2 separate regions of the Homo sapiens genome follow, and region 1 is linked to region 2. Evidence: chromatin contacts called from ENCODE Hi-C data. All regions are on one chromosome and are shown on one strand. Each heading gives the region's core, a stretch centred on a gene start or an enhancer-like site at or near the end of the contact. The rest is flanking DNA. Distances are from core to core; before and after follow the strand shown.

The links. Hi-C counts contacts between places; a loop is a spot of excess contacts on that map. Pooled maps may share reads with other maps.
Region 1: a loop to region 2 is called in a map of esophagus muscularis mucosa, with 2.6 times the contacts of the local background. The contact joins two enhancer-like sites. A Hi-C loop is called at or near these places in 1 of 168 maps with a recorded cell type or tissue (esophagus muscularis mucosa) and 2 of 50 pooled maps.

Annotation. Positions count from the first base shown.
Region 1 is chr10:75,661,507-75,664,917 of GRCh38, reverse strand. All of the region lies in intron 2 of LRMDA (leucine rich melanocyte differentiation associated), which reads right to left. Among named protein-coding and RNA genes, the nearest start is that of MIR606, 110 kb to the right of the region's middle. Within about 2 kb of position 1,962, at least 7 of the 41 ENCODE cell types and tissues checked have a DNase peak (open chromatin) inside an H3K27ac peak, as active enhancers do.
Region 2 is chr10:75,609,750-75,612,894 of GRCh38, reverse strand. All of the region lies in intron 2 of LRMDA (leucine rich melanocyte differentiation associated), which reads right to left. Among named protein-coding and RNA genes, the nearest start is that of MIR606, 59 kb to the right of the region's middle. Within about 2 kb of position 1,319, at least 5 of the 41 ENCODE cell types and tissues checked have a DNase peak (open chromatin) inside an H3K27ac peak, as active enhancers do.

The DNA.
Region 1 (3,411 bases), core at 713-3,212, 51 kb before region 2:
CTCCATTTCCTTACTTTCTCTTCTAGTGGTTCCTTTATCACATCTCTCCTCAAAAATTCTATATGCAGTGGACACTCTAAGCATTTATGGTTGAATTACTTTTTCCAGATATTCAGGTAGATTTCAATGTGTACATCCTGTTTCTTCACAATCAGATACCATGCCTTCAATCTTTTTCATCCTGCCACAGTGTTTCAGGCATTTTTGCCTTTAATCATTGTATTCCTTCACCCTGAACAAACTTCCTTCTCCCATCTTTTCCAACTCTTCCTCCAAACTCCAGCTTAGGAATCACCTTTTCATGTAGACTTCCCTGATGCCCTCCAGCTGGGTTAGTGCCCTTAGCAGGAGCTCCTAGAGACTCCTAAACCCCTTCCCTCCTGACTCCTCTTCCTCCATCATAGAACACAGTATAATATGGGCTCAGGATCACTGTGTGCTCTTTTAGAACATGAGTTAATCCAGGCAAAGTCAGACTATCACCCAACTTTGTATCCCTGGCACCAAGCCCATTGCCTGGCATACAGTTGGTAGTCAATATAAATTCTTGCAGAACTGAATTCATTTCCTCTCTACTACCTAATACAGGGATTGTGAATAGATAAATGATGCCACTGCCTGACTCTGCAAGGAAGGAAATGGAGAGATTTCTGTCACTTGGGTTTGTCATTGTATGAAAGGTAAGTGGCACACAGTTTTGGATTCCAGGGAGAGACAGGCAGGACTGGTTGAGAAAGAGGAGCCAGTCAGCCCAGAGACAGAACACATGAGTCAGCGATCTAGACCAAGGATAAAAACAGCTACATTTTCTAGAGTGGAGGCTGGACCAATTCCCAGAGGTTAGAACAGTACTGGCCAAAGTAAACTTTACGGACTATTCGATATCCACAGGAGGGTCCCTGATAGAGTTCCTGAGAAGAGACAGATAGGAAAGACTGTATACCCTACTCTCCTCTTAAAGACACACATGGGCCCCTGAGTATATTCTAAGGAGCCCTATAGTCAAGACAAGTGTTGAATTTTGTTTGACGTGGGGCTCCCCAGCAGTCCTCGCCATGGAACCCATCCATTTTAGGATTCCTATAACACCATGCTGTTGGGAATAGGGGTCTAAACTAAGCCCAGAGTTAGATCTACATAGGGAATACACACATTAGGAAGCTCAGGCAAGTGCTAGATGGCAGACCAAGTAACAGAAAAGAACCAGGACAAAAAGCCCAAAGACTGGACAATGAAGGCCAAGTCAGAACCAGAGAGGGTGAGCTGGTGCTACAGATAACCCTTCTCTGTAGACTGTGGGTATCTGAAAGGCAGACACCCTGCTCAGGTCATCCCTTTATCTCCAGGGCTTCAACATAACAGTCTGAACTGAGAGAGTTCTGGAGATCTGCAGAAGCTGGAGAATGAAATGGACCAAGATAAGAACACACTCGAGGCCTTATATTGGGGTTCTCAACCCTGGATGAACATTAGAATGACTTGGGAAGCTTTAGAAACTACAGATTTCCCAGGCTCCCACCTCAGACTGGTTAAATTAGACATTGGTAATCAGAGAATCCTTTGCTAGACAGAGGACTTCCATATACTTCCTATAGGAAAGTCTCACAGGCCAGTCTTCCACCATAGCAAATATGGAATCCACTAACAGAAGTACAGCCTTGGCCCATTAAGGGCGGGGAGGAGGAGAAGCTGCTGGCAGACATAGGGGTCTTCAGCCCCATCCCAATCCCTGCCCTAAGAGTCCTCTACAAAAAATGCCACAGATTCTCCCAGAAAATGCCACTCTACTCTAGACTTTCCCTAAAAATAGCTTGGCTTCCTTGGAGGGGTCAGATCCATGGCCTTCAGAGAGAAAAGCATAAACACAACTCTTGCCAGACCAGGCTCTCAACACTTAAATCAGCCTGCTCTGAAGTCCAGACAAAGTTCCAAGAACAAGAAGAGTCTTCTATAAAGAGTTTAACAGCAGACCATGGTTACGCAAGGCACCCAGTTCCAGCTCTCAAATGCTTCATGTCCAGAAGTTCAAATTAATTACTCCTTTACCAAACGAAAAGTGAGTTATGTCTTTCTGTCACTGCAGCCAGGATATTCTCCAGGCTGCCAAAAACATGTGCATACCCAAATACCAAAACTATGTAGGAAGGCTACAGAACGTCCTCACCAAAGACAAGACAGAATTTTCACTTCATAAATCAACAAGAGACTCCAAAAAGGCAGCCAGTTGAAAAGACAAGCTACACTGATGAAATATTTTCTTAATTCACCTCATTCAGGGTAATTGCGCTTTTTTAACTTCATGAACAAGTAATTTTTAATGTAAATAACAAAGCCGGAAAACCACATATTCTTTTTGCATGTGGGATGATAAAGTTTTTATCTAAATTAATTAGGTGACTTTTCACTAGTAAAGATTTGTTGCTTTTACTTCAGACTTTGTTTTCAATAAAATTCCTTCCCACCCAGACCCTCACCCCACTGTTTAGATGAAATGGAAGGCAGTGGAGGTTAGTTCTAATGTGTTTCCGTGTCGCTTTCCGAAGGATTACCAATAACGAAACCTGTAGTAGCATCCGTCTATGATCTACTCAGCTTCCCTTAGATGGGATAGAATGCAAACCCCAAGCCTATTTAGATGTGTTTCAGATTTATTTCATCTCTACTTCATCAGAGCTGGAAGTGTCAACCAAAATTCTACTGTGTGTATTACCACCATACAACTTTACACTTTGCAGTTTGCACTTTGAAATGTAAAATGAATGACAATGAATGGAAAACTCAAGCAATTTTGGCAGAAAAAAAAAAAGCAGCTAAATTCCTCCCCTTTAAAAGTAGAACATTCAATTTGGCCAAAAGAAAAGGTCCTCAGTTTACATTTTTCCTTCTGTTTCTTATCTCCAGGTTTCCTATCCTACTTAGGAGGCTGAAAGTACAGGGTAGGGGGAAACAAAATTACTTTCACAGGCTGTAATTTGTCTGGTATACTGGAACTGAGAAACAGCCTTATGAAACCCAAGCCTCAATCCATTTTATTATTATCATTATTATTATTTTAGTTTTGAGCACTCCATTTTTTTGGAGTAGAATTTTTTCAGCTGTTTTAAGCAACTTTTTACAAAGTTCAATGAAAGGGGTCTTTAAAGTCTCAATTTCACTCTTCCCTCCATAGGAAAGGCCAATCTGTACATCATGTGTGTTTCTTTTGCCTGGATAAGGGTGCCACACTTGTTCATGTGTATATATCACCTGCCTGAAAATTACCTTCCAAATTACCAAAATATTGCTCATCTAGCCAAAGAAAAAAATATATATATCTCACATTCATAGAGGTGACACTCTCTTATCACATCTCCAGGCTTGGAGGGAGGACCTTGGTTCTCATCAACCAACTAGCTCCTTGCTACTCAAAGT
Region 2 (3,145 bases), core at 70-2,569:
CCATTTTTTTTTCCCCACCAAAGTTAATACTTTGAAAAATGTCTCCACTAGATTATTTTACCCAGGTTTTTTTTTTCATTTTACACTTTATTTTACACAGTTTTTTCCTTGTTCTGCATCAATATTTTCTCTAATACTTTCACAGTGAGAGGGCATGAAAATCTGTGCTTATCAGTTCTTATCCACACTATTGCCTCTCTAAATCCACTACTCAAAAATATATTTTTATATATTTATATATACAAATATATAAATATATAAATAAAATAAGTAAATAAATAAGCAAACTCTTTGGAAATCAGAACAAAAATAACATTTTATAAAAGCCTCTTTCCACATCATACATAATAAACAAAAGTCATCTTGATCAGTTCAATTACTGACATTGCTGCTTTTAAAATCTGCTTAGTAAAATGGCATCAATTAAAGTTTAATGTCTTATAAAAGATCATTCAAGTATTATAGTAGAATTAAGAGGAAATAGGTACTGCTTGGGATCTGGCTATATTTTTAGAGTTTCTCAACCAGAGAGATTTATAAGAATATTCATTATTGCCTAGATTGCTTTCAATTCAGCCACTAGTTTATTAAAAGAGGTAGGCTAAAGGGCCCAGCACGGTTCAGAGCACATTCAACCAGCTGCATTTTCAGTTTGCTAAATATTTCAACTAGTCTTCAAAGGCACTGCATAAGTAAAACCTCGCACTTATTTTTCTACACACTTCTCCTCTTAATTTTTAACCCCCTGGGTATTTCCAAAGGAAATCTAATCCACATAAGTCATTCGTACCTAGCCCACACTAAATGGCATTTGAATGAGTTATATTGTTCTAGAAACCCCATTCACCTTTTCTGTTGGCCTTTTATTCTCTGGAGGTCCCAGTCTGGGGCAAATCAACAAAACTGAACCTTAAGGCAGCAGAGGGAACTGGGGAATAGGAGAAGGGGACCAAAAAAGTATCAACAGGGAGGACACCCAGCCAGGGGCTCCAGGGCAAGAGGAAATCTCCTTTTGCAGGCCTGATACACAGGACCAAGTCGAACAGTTGTTCAGGTTGTGCACTAGCTGACGGCATTTGGCCAAAAGGACAGGTGGAGACTGAAATCCAACCTATACTGTGCTTGCCAAGCTCAATTTCTGGCCAGGGGTTACATCCACCCAGAGAAGGGGAGCACATTTCTCTACTTCTCCCAGAAGCACTGTATGGGCTAGCTGCTGATAAAGTCATGTTAAGAAAACAGAAGTAAGCCAGTCACAAAAGGACAAAAGTCCTGTATGCATCCATTCATATGAGATAACTTAGAGTAGTCAAACTCACAGAGACAGGAAGTGGAATGGAGGCTGCCTGGGGCTGAGGGGAGGAGGGGAGTGGGGAAATAGCAAGTGGCTATTTAATGGGTATGGAGTTTTGGCTTGAGAAGATGAAAACAGTTCTGGAGATGGATGGTTGTAACGGTTACACAGCAATGTGAATGCGGGTAATGCCACAGAGCTGTACACTTAAAAATAGTTTGAATGGTAAATTTTATTACAATAAAAAGGAAATGAAACCAGAGTCAAGCACTGGCAGCTACACACCCACTGTGGACTCCGATCAAGGTCCTGCTCACAGATCGACTTTACAAGCCCATGCCATTGTCCAACAACTGAGAGTAGATCAGGGCTGCACTTGCCTCCACAAACGCCCAGCTACACAGGACCTGTCCAGATCATCACTCCTAATGCCTACCTTCTGCCTCCAAAGGACACCAAAGAGGCAGGGCTTCTCTCTAGGGGTCCTTGCCCCTCTCACCCTGTGCTCCCCCTGTCTGAGTGCCCCACCAGCTCCAGCCTCTGCAGCAGCCTTCCCTGTCCCCAACCTCATACCACCCCAAACCCTGTAAGAGTAGAGGCATGCTGTCACCCAAGTCCACCTCCCCTCAGCAGAATAGTTCATTACTCCACACACATTAAGTTTCCACCAGAACAAGGCCAACTCAGGAAAAAGAAAAATTTACGACTCCCATCATTTGGAATTTGCGGTAAAATTTAGCCTACGTTGGGCCAAAGAAAGGGTTTGCTATGAAAGCTCACAATGTAAACAAGACTTGAGGGAAAAACATTCATACAAAGAGAATAAATGATTCTTAAAGGTTTCAGTTCAACAATACATTTTAGGGAACATGTATTGCCTATTATAAAGACATTAAAGAAAATACATTGTGTCAGGACTGGGGAACCTGGGCCTGCCTCTGCCACCCGAACATGGGCCAGTCCCATAAAGTCTCTGGCCATGATCACAGTTCCCTCATCCATGGAGTTGGACAGAGACTCTCTAAGGTCCTTCTGGCCACGATGAGACTATAAAATTAATATACTGTACTTTGTATATTTACATACATGAGTGTATGTGTGGTGTGTGTGTGTATGTGGGGGTGTGGTATGTGTTTGTCTATGTGGTGTCAGGGAGTGCTGTGTGTACATGTGGGGTGTAGGGAAGTATGAGGAGGAATGGTGTGTATGTTGTATGTGGGGGTGTATGATGTGTGTGGGGTGTGTGTTTGTGGTGAGGGATGTGGGAGGTGTGGTGTGTGTCTGTGTCTACATGAGTATTAATGAGGACTACTTCTCAATAGAAAGAATTTGCCAGTTATTTCAAAATATTTTCTATACTTAAAAGTGATAAAGCTGGAACTAAATAGTGGTGACAGTTGCACCACCTTGTGAATGTACTAAATGCCACTGAATCATGGCACTTTCAAATGGTTACAATGGCAAATTTTATGTTACATGTATCCTATCACAATTTTTTAAGTGATAAAGCTGTATTTCTTTTTTAAAAAATTAAGTATGTTCACCAGTTCGGAAGCTGTAATTTACCCAGTTTGTCCAAGTTAGCAGGATTTTGCAGTCCTAGAATATACTATACACTCCACCTAGAAAAGCTTCTAGTGTAGGTCTGAGATCTTTGGGATGTGCCACACTTGGGCCAAGTCCTGGAGACTGGGCATTCTTTCCCTTATTGGGCCAATAAAGTCTAACAGCCTCTTCTTCTCACTAGGGAGACTACATCCCTGCCTACTGAAGACCTTCTGGGCAAAAAGGGTGACTGTGGATGCCTGCTCCCACAACAGGACCACACAGAGCACGCATATCGCAGCCTGG